Regions from separate parts of the Homo sapiens genome. Here region 2 is linked to region 1. A link is a contact called in ENCODE Hi-C data. All regions are on one chromosome and are shown on one strand. Each heading gives the region's core, a stretch centred on a gene start or an enhancer-like site at or near the end of the contact. The rest is flanking DNA. Distances are from core to core; before and after follow the strand shown. Region 1 holds the start of PLAAT2 (phospholipase A and acyltransferase 2). Region 2 overlaps MARK2 (microtubule affinity regulating kinase 2).

Region 1 (4,257 bases), core at 729-3,228:
CAGGAGGCCGAGATGGGTGGATTGCCTGAGGTCAGAAGTTTGAGACCAGCCTGGCCAACATGGTGAAACCCCCATCTCTACTAAAAATACTAAAATTAGCTGGGTATAGTGGCAGGTGCCTGTAATCCCACCCACTTGGGAGGCTGAGGCATGAGAATTGCTTGAACCCGGGAGGCAGGGGTTGCAGTGAGCAGAGATCGTGCCACTGCACTCCAGCCTGGGCGATAGAGTGAGACTCCATCACAAAAAAAAAAAAAAAAAAAAAAAAAAAGACTACGCATTGGGTACCGAGTACACTGCTGAGATGATAGGTACACCAAAATCTCAGACATCACCACTAAAAACTAATTTATGTAACCAAATACCACATGTTCCCCCCCAGAACCTCGAAATTTAAAAAAAAGTAAAGCCTTTGACTAGAGGGGTCAAGAGTCAACTTGACCAAATAAGGGACAATTTGAGCATCAAAAAAAAATAATAAAAATAACTGTACACAAACTGAAACACATCAAATATGTTAAAACCCACGTGTTCATAAGGATATTTTTTAAAAACACTAGGCATCTTTGGAGGATGGAAAAGAATCACCCTATTATTCCAAAAGCTGGTAAATAAAGGAAAAGATTCAAGCATTTCCTAACTGAATTGTCCTCACGGAATGCAATTTAAAACTACAACAAACCCCAAAGCTACAAACCAATACTTGTAAGGTAGCCATATATGTATGCAAAAACAGAAAAATATTTGGAAGAATACGCACCAGGTTGTACAGAGGGGAAAGGCTGTACAGATGGGAAGGATGGTCAAAGGGGACATTAGTTTTTATGCTAATAGTTTTGGTTTTTGGCTTTTGGCTTTTTTTGAGACATGATCTCATTTTGTCACCCAGGCTGGAGTGCAGTGGCACTATCACAGCTCACTGCAGGAAGCCTCAGCCTCCCCAGCTCAAGTGATCCTCCCACCTCAGCCTCCCAAGAAGCTAGGACTATAAGCACATACCATTATCCTTGGCTAATTTTAATATTTTTTGTAGGGATGGGATCTCACTATGTTGCCCAGGCTAGAGTTTCGGTTTTTCAGACAAAGTGAATGTGTTCACGTATTTCTCCTGGAATTAAATACATTCTTTCTTTTTTAAGTCGAAGCTTTAGAGTCAGAGCCTCCTAAGTTCGAATTCCCTCTCTGACTTTTGGGCAGCCCCCTCTCTATACTTACCAGTATATCATTCCTCCTATCCATGAAGTTGGCAGTAATTATGCCTACTTCATAGGATTGCTTATTAACTACCTGGTGTGGATTAAATAAAAGAAGTGTTTAGCATGGTGTCTGGACCCCTGAGCACTTGGGAAATGTGGCTGCTATTGGGTCTAAAGGAAGAAGGAAACTAAGAAGGAATTGGAGGGAAGGAGGGAAAGTAGAGGGACTGGCCCTGCCTGGAGGCGAGGGAGACAGAGCCCTTTCTGACAGCCCCCATTGCCACCCACACAGCTGGAGCCCTTTCCCTGGACCCTCCCTCCCCAGCTAATCCCTCCCACTGAGGATGATGTGACAGAGGAGGCGGCCTGTGGGGTAAACCAAGGGCTGCTCTCCCTGAGCCCACCATTCCTGCCTTCAGGAGGCTTAGCAGAGCCACTGGTAGTTTGGCCAGAGGAGGGCTTGGAAAAGCATAAACGCAAACTTTGGCCACAGTAGAACCAGACCCCATGCGGCAGCTGAGGCTGGGGAGCCTCCAGGGTCATAACCCAGCACCGTGGTTCCTTCCCACAGTGTCTGAGAGAGCCAGACCCCCAGAACTCAGCATGTGCCCATGTGCCCTCCATGCCAGAGCTGTAGACCAACAAGAATACACATAATCATCACTAATAGGGTGGTTGTTCCTCAAATCAAAGCTTTAAAACCGTTTCTGGGGACTTACCAAAGCCATCCTTCCTTCAAGATGATGTCTTGTGTGTTGCTGACTCTGTGTCCAGCCTTAAATTAGCTCTGAGTTTCACTTTCCCTGTGACCCAGCCCATATACAACTATTTCAGAACATAGGCTGGGTGCGGTGGCTCACACCTGTAATCCCAGCACTTTGAGAGGCTGAGGCGGGAGGATCACAAGGTCAGGAGATCGAGACCATCCTGACTAACACGGTGAAACCCCGTCTCTCCTAAAAAATAGAAAAAATTAGCTGGGCATGGTGGTGGGCACCTGTAGTCCCAGCTACTCCAGAGGCCGAGGCAGGAAATGGCGTCAACCCAGTAGGCAGACCTTGCAGCGAGCAGAGGTCGTGCCACTGCACTCTAGCCTGGGCGGCAGGGCGAGACTCAGTCAAAAAAAAAAAAAAAAAAAAAACAGAACATAGATCAAGGTTCATGTAAAATTTTCCCTGTCTTCAAACAGGGGCAGAGCACATATCAAGTAGGCAAGGCGGCATGAAAATCAGCCAGACAGAAGAGGAATCAGAGCTCAGGATATAGATTGAGAAGGACTTAGTGGCAGTGTGGTCAGGGGCACAGCTGACAATCACCAAGTTTCAGGTGGAACAAGCAAGATCCAGTGGTTGTGGGGGCAAGGGAGGATATAGAGACAGAGACCATGGGGGAAAATTTCAAAAAGGAGAGAGGAGCCCCAGAGAGACTGAGATTCATGCCTCCAAATTGGGAATGATGGTTGCCGGGACAGGCAAACATTTCCACCAACCTCAAACCCCATGGCCCTAGAAAAATCGTATTATTGGAGGCACATTCCTCTACCCTGGAAACAGAGTGAGCCTGCTTGGACAGCAGTATAGAAACCACTCCCCTTTCTGCCTCTCACCCACAGTTCAGAAACACTCATTCCACACCAAATGGAAACCAAAACCCAGTACTGGGTGTGTAGAGGTTGCTTCTTTGAGGCACCTGCATGCTTATCTCACCCAAGCTCCAAATAAGTATCTCTTCTGTCATCTACATATAGTTGTCCGGTCCTGAGCAAACTGGACAGGAAGGGGTGGGTGGGGCTGGGGGGAGCTGAGCATCCTCACTGTGGGGCATGGGGGCGAGGACCAATAACTTACCCTCTTCAGGCTATAAACAAACAAACAAACAAAGAGCTTTAGTGTGGGGATGCAGATGGACTGGAGCCAGAACTGGAAAACTCTTTGGGAGCCACAGCAGTTCTGCATGACCAGCTACTCCCTCAGCTCACGTGGTCATGTGGTCTTGCTCCCATGGAGACGGCCTCTCTCAGCACCTCCACTCCATTCTCCTCTGAGTTGCAGTGGGACAATCTTCAAAGTATTCCTTCTGGAGGGAGACAGTAGGGTTGGCTTGGCTAATTATCTCCTGCCCCATTGTCCAGAGACCTCTGGGCCGGTCCCACTCAGGCTTGCTGATCATCTTTTTAGGGGCTGACCTCCAGTCCAGCAATCTCAGTTCTTCCTATGCCTGCCCTCCCCTTGCAACCACATCACACCCCTGTTTCCTGGGGCAGGAGGACTTCCACGTGCTGTCTGCTGAAAGGATCTCAGGTGGGTTGGCACAATGACCAACCAGACCATGCAGGGCGGAGTTGGGGAGGAACATCACTGTACTCATGCTGGGGCTTGTGGCTTTTCACCGAATCCAAGCTGTTCAGAGTGTCAGGAAATTATGTCCAGGAGCTATAGGAAAGGAGAGTCTGCAAATCAAGGGCCAGTGGAATGAGAATTCTGCTGTCTCCCTACTGTTCATGCTGAGCAGGAAAGGTGACAAAGTTCTACTGACAGAGAACAGGGTAGGGCAGGCCACACCCAGCCTGCTGGTAAGCTCTAGGCCTACAGCCTGGAATACTTACATTTTTGTTCACATGCACGCTCTCTATGTTTGTTTAATTGTATAAAAGGCTATAAAAGGAAAGATAAGCCTCCATTCTCCCCACCTCCAGCCTCCAGCCTCCAGCAACCCAGTTCCCCTTTCTAGAGGCAATGTTATCTTTCTATGTACATGCCAGGAATATCTTGGGCTACATATAATTTTAATGGGCTTTGGCCGGGCACAGTGGCTGATGCCTGTAATCCCAGCACTTTTGGAGGCCAAGGTGGGTGAATCACTTGGGTCAGAAGTTCGAGACCAGCCTAGCCAACATGGCAAAACCCCGTCTCTACTAAAAATACAAAAATTAGCTGGGCTTGGTGGCGCACGCCTGTAGTCCAGCTGCTCGGGAAGCTGAGGCAGGAGAATCTATTGAACCTGGGATGCAGAGGTTGCAGTGAGCCAAGATCACGCCACTGCCCTCCAGCCTGGGTTACAG
Region 2 (4,257 bases), core at 944-3,443, 290 kb after region 1:
TCCTAGGCTGAAGTGCAATGGCGTGATCTGTGCTCACTGCCACCTCTGCCTCCTGGGTTCAAGTGATTCTCCTGCCTCAGCCTCCCAAGTTGCTGGGATTACAGGCACCTGCCACCACGCCTGGCTAATTTTTGTATTTTTAGTAGAGACAGGGTTTCGCCACGTTGGCCGGGCTGGTCTGGAATTCCTGACCTCAGGTGATCCACCTGCCTCGGCCTCCCAAAGTGCTGGGATTACAGGCATGAGCCACCATGCCTGGCCAAGACTATTAATTCTGTGTGTGTGTGTGTGTGTGTGTGTGTGTGTGTGACAAGGTCTCACTGTGTCACTTAGGCTGGAGTGCATTGGTGCAACCTCCGCCCACTGCAACCTCTGCCTCCCGGGTTCAAGTGATTTTCTCACCTCAGCCTCCCCAGTAGCTGGTACTACAGGTCCGCACCACCACGCCTGGCTAGTTTTTCTATTTGTTTTTTTTTTTTTTTTTTGGTAGAGACAGGGTTTTACTATGTTTGCCAGGCTGGTCTCAAACTCCTGACCTCAAGTGATCCACCTGCCTCAGCCTCCCACAGTGCTGGGATTACAGGCATAAGCCACCATGCCCAGTCTTTTATTTTATCAACCCTTTAATAAAGGTCTCTTTAGGCCAGGCATAGTGACTCACGCCTGTAATCCCAACACTTTCGGAGGCCAAGGCGAGTGGATCACCTGAGGTAAGGAGTTCGAGACCAGCCTGTCCAACATGGTGAAACCCTGTCTCTACTAAAAATACAAAAATTAGCTGGGCATGGTGGTGGGTGCCTGTAATGTCAGCTACTCGGGAGGCTGAGGCAGGAGAATTGCAGTGAGCCGAGATCGCACCATTGCACTCTAGCCTGGACCAACAACAGCGAGACACCATCCCAAAAAAAAAAAAAAAAAAAGGGTATTCCAAGTGAGGAAATACAAAGTATTCATGAGGCATTGCTGCTGTATGCCAAACTTGAGGAAAGCACATGTGTTGGAGCTGAACCAGCTGCAGGGATCATAATTTTTTCTTGAAAGAACAACTGATGGACAAACTAGAGTTGTTCATATGGACATTTTATGAAAATGAACAAAGTGAGCCTGTCATTGTTGCCAGTGATAAAATTCAAGTTTTCAAGTGAAAATTAGAATTTTGGAAAACTTGTGTCTGCTAAAACTTTTCCGAGATTGGTAGTAAAATTAATGAATGTGATTTTTTGACATTGTGTGAAACGTCAGTGTTTGGAAATTCTGCACAATTCAGTGAAGAAATATTTTCCAGATTGCTAGTGGGTAAAAGAGCCATTCAAAGTGCAGGACGAGGCCAGGCATGGTGGCTCACGCCTGTAATGTCAGCACTTTGGGAAGCTGAGGAGGGAGGATCGCTTGAGGTCAGAAGTTCAAGACCAGCCTCTGCAACATGGCAAGACCTCATCATCTCTGCTAAAATGTTTAAAAAATTAGCTAAGCATGGTGATATGCACCTGCAGTCCTAACCACTCAGGAGGCTGAGGCGAGAAGATCTCTTGAGCCCAAGGTCAAGGCTGTAGTAAGTTGTGATTGTGCCACTGTACCCCAGCCTGGGCAACAGAGTGAGACCTTATTTCAAAAACAAAAAAAAAAAAAAACAGTGCAGGATGACTAATGTAAAAGTATATGAAATGTTCCTTGATAAAATTTCAGGTTCCACATTGCAACTAGCCTTTAAAAACTACCACTTGTTGAATTTTGGTGTAGTATCAAAGAAGAAAATCCTCAGTATCTGAAAGGCTGTTGAACTCTATTTTTCAACTACATGTCTCTGTGAAGTGAGATTTTCTTCATATGTTTCAACCAAAACAACTTATGAAAACACATTGAATGTGGAAGCAGAGAGAAGTCAGCTGTCTTTCATTAAGCCAGACATTAAAGAGATGTGCAAGAATGTAAAGCACTGCTACTCTTGTGGTGAAATTTCATTTTGTTTTGGAAAATACAGGTTTTTTATTTTAAAAAGATTATTAGCATAAACATGTGGATTTATGATCTTGAATGGATTAATAAATATTTTTTAAAATTAGTTTCAATTTCTAATAAGATAGCTGTGTAGTCCTCAATAATTTTTTAAGCATATAAAGAGTTCTTGAGACCAAAGGTGAGAAAACCACGGTAGCAGACAAAACATGGGGCCCTTGTCTTGATCGGTTGGTTGGTTACTTGCTTTGACTTCATAAGGAGCTCTTGTTTTGCTGGTTCCCAGCCCCAGTATAATCCCTGCCTGGGCCTCAAAGAGGCATTCAGTACTTTGGTTTGCAGTCCTTCTGGTTCCAGAAGCTAGTTCTCTGTGATGTGAGGGACTTTGACCAAAGATAACTGATTTCCTCCTTCTGATACATACACCACTGGCCCTGTGGGTTTTTTTTTTTTGTTTTTTTTTTTTTTTTAAATATATGGCTTGTTTATTCTTTTTCTCCCCTTTTTTCTTTATTTCTTAAATTTTTTTCTCATTTTCCCTTTTAATTTCTTTATTGTTGGTTTATTTATTTTGAAACAGAGTCTTACTCTGTTGCCCAGGCTGGAGTGCAGTGGCGTGATCTCAGCTCATTGCAGCCTTGACCTCTCCAGGCTCAGTTGATCCTCCCACCTCCGCCTCCCAAGTAGCTGAGATTACAGGTGTGCGCTACCACACCCGGCTAATTTTTGTATATTTAGTAGAGACAGTGTTTCGCCATGTTGGCCAGGCTGGTCTCGAACTCCTGGCCTAAGTGATCCGCCAACCTCGGCCTCCCAAAGAGCTAGGATTACAGGTATGAGCCACTGCAACCTGTCTTGTTTTTTATTTTTCTCATTTTTTTCCATTTTTAAATTTTTCATGTTTTTTTTTTTTTTTTTTTTTTTTTTTTTTTTTTTTTGAGACAAAGTCTCTCTCGCTCTCTCGCTCTCTCACTCTCTCGCCCAGGCTGGAGTGCAGTGGCGCCATCTCGGCTCACTGCAAGCTCTGCCTCCCGGGTTCACGCCATTCTCCTGCCTCAGCCTCCCGAGTAGCTGGGAGGGACTACAGGCGCCCCCCACCATGCCCGGCTAATTTTTTGTATTTTTATTAGAGATGGGGTTTCACCGTGTTAGCCAGGATGGTCTCGATCTCCTGACCTCATGATCCGCCCGCCTCGGCCTCCCAAAGTGCTGGGATTGCAGGCATGAGCCACCACGCCCGGCCTAAATTTTTCAGTTTTTATACTCATTTCCTTTTTGTTCGTTTTCTTTCTTTAATTTGTTAGTATTTGTTGTTTTTTGAGACAGCCTCACTTTATCACCCAGGGTGGAGTGTGGTGGCACGATGTTGGCTCACTGCAACTTCCACCTCCCAGGTTCAAGCAGTTCTCCTGCCTCTGCCTTCCCAGTAGCTGGGATTATAGGCACTTGCCACCAAGTGATTTTTGCATTTTAGTAGAGACGGGGTTTCTCCATGTTGGTCAGGCTGGTCTCCATGTTGGTCAGGCTGGTCTCGAACTCCTTACCTCAGGTGATCTGCCTGCCTTGGCCTCCCAAAGTGCTGGGATTACAGGCATGAGCCACCGCCCCAGCCTGTTTTTTGGTCAGCTGTTTTGTTTTGATTGCATTATAAGATTAGTTCATCAGGTAGACTTCCTTTGGTATATATTTAGTTGTGGTTTGGAAAATAAGTTTTTTATTAAAAATAAGTCATTTATGTTTACATGTAATGAGTTTACTCATGTTCTGTTAAATGAATTGATACATATTTAAATTTTTCCTCACTTGAATTTCTAATATAGTAAATACTGATAGATAAAATTCATATAAACAAAAGCTTCTGGGTGTTCAGTTATTTTTCAAAATGCAAAGAGTCCTGAAACCAAAAACTGTAAGAATCATGGTTGTAGACAAAACTTGGTTTGGTTCTCCATGACTTTGGTTGATACATTTTTTTTTTATTTTTTTATTTTTTGAGACAAGTTCTCATTCTGTCACCCGGGTTAGAGTGGAATGGCATGATCTCGGCTCATTGCAGTCTCAACCTCCCAGGCTCAAGCAATCCTCTCATCTCAGCCTCCCAGAGTGCTGGGATTATAGACATGAGCCATTGTGCCTGGCTATATTATCATCGTTATTATTGTTTTGTTTTGTTTTTTGAGATGGAGTTTTGCTTTGTCACCCAGGGTGGAGTGCAGTGGCACCATCTCAGCTCACTACAACCTCTGCCTCCTGGGATCAAGCGATTCTTGTGCCTCAGCCTCCCAACTAGCTGGGATTACA

What was found. A loop is a pair of places that touch in the nucleus more often than their neighbours do. Pooled maps may share reads with other maps.
Region 2: a pooled map shows a loop between it and region 1 (10-fold over the local background). The contact joins the enhancer-like site here to the promoter of PLAAT2 in region 1. A Hi-C loop is called at or near these places in 4 of 37 single-sample maps with no recorded cell type and 9 of 50 pooled maps.

What each region holds. Positions count from the first base shown.
Region 1 is chr11:63,561,401-63,565,657 of GRCh38, forward strand. PLAAT2 (phospholipase A and acyltransferase 2) reads right to left here and starts at 1,979. Exons shown (of 4, transcript NM_017878.2): 1 at 1,916-1,979. The coding sequence starts at 1,924. RefSeq lists a silencer at 2,936-3,015.
Region 2 is chr11:63,853,912-63,858,168 of GRCh38, forward strand. All of the region lies in intron 1 of MARK2 (microtubule affinity regulating kinase 2), which reads left to right. Among named protein-coding and RNA genes, the nearest start is that of MARK2, 17 kb to the left of the region's middle. Within about 2 kb of position 2,194, at least 3 of the 41 ENCODE cell types and tissues checked have a DNase peak (open chromatin) inside an H3K27ac peak, as active enhancers do.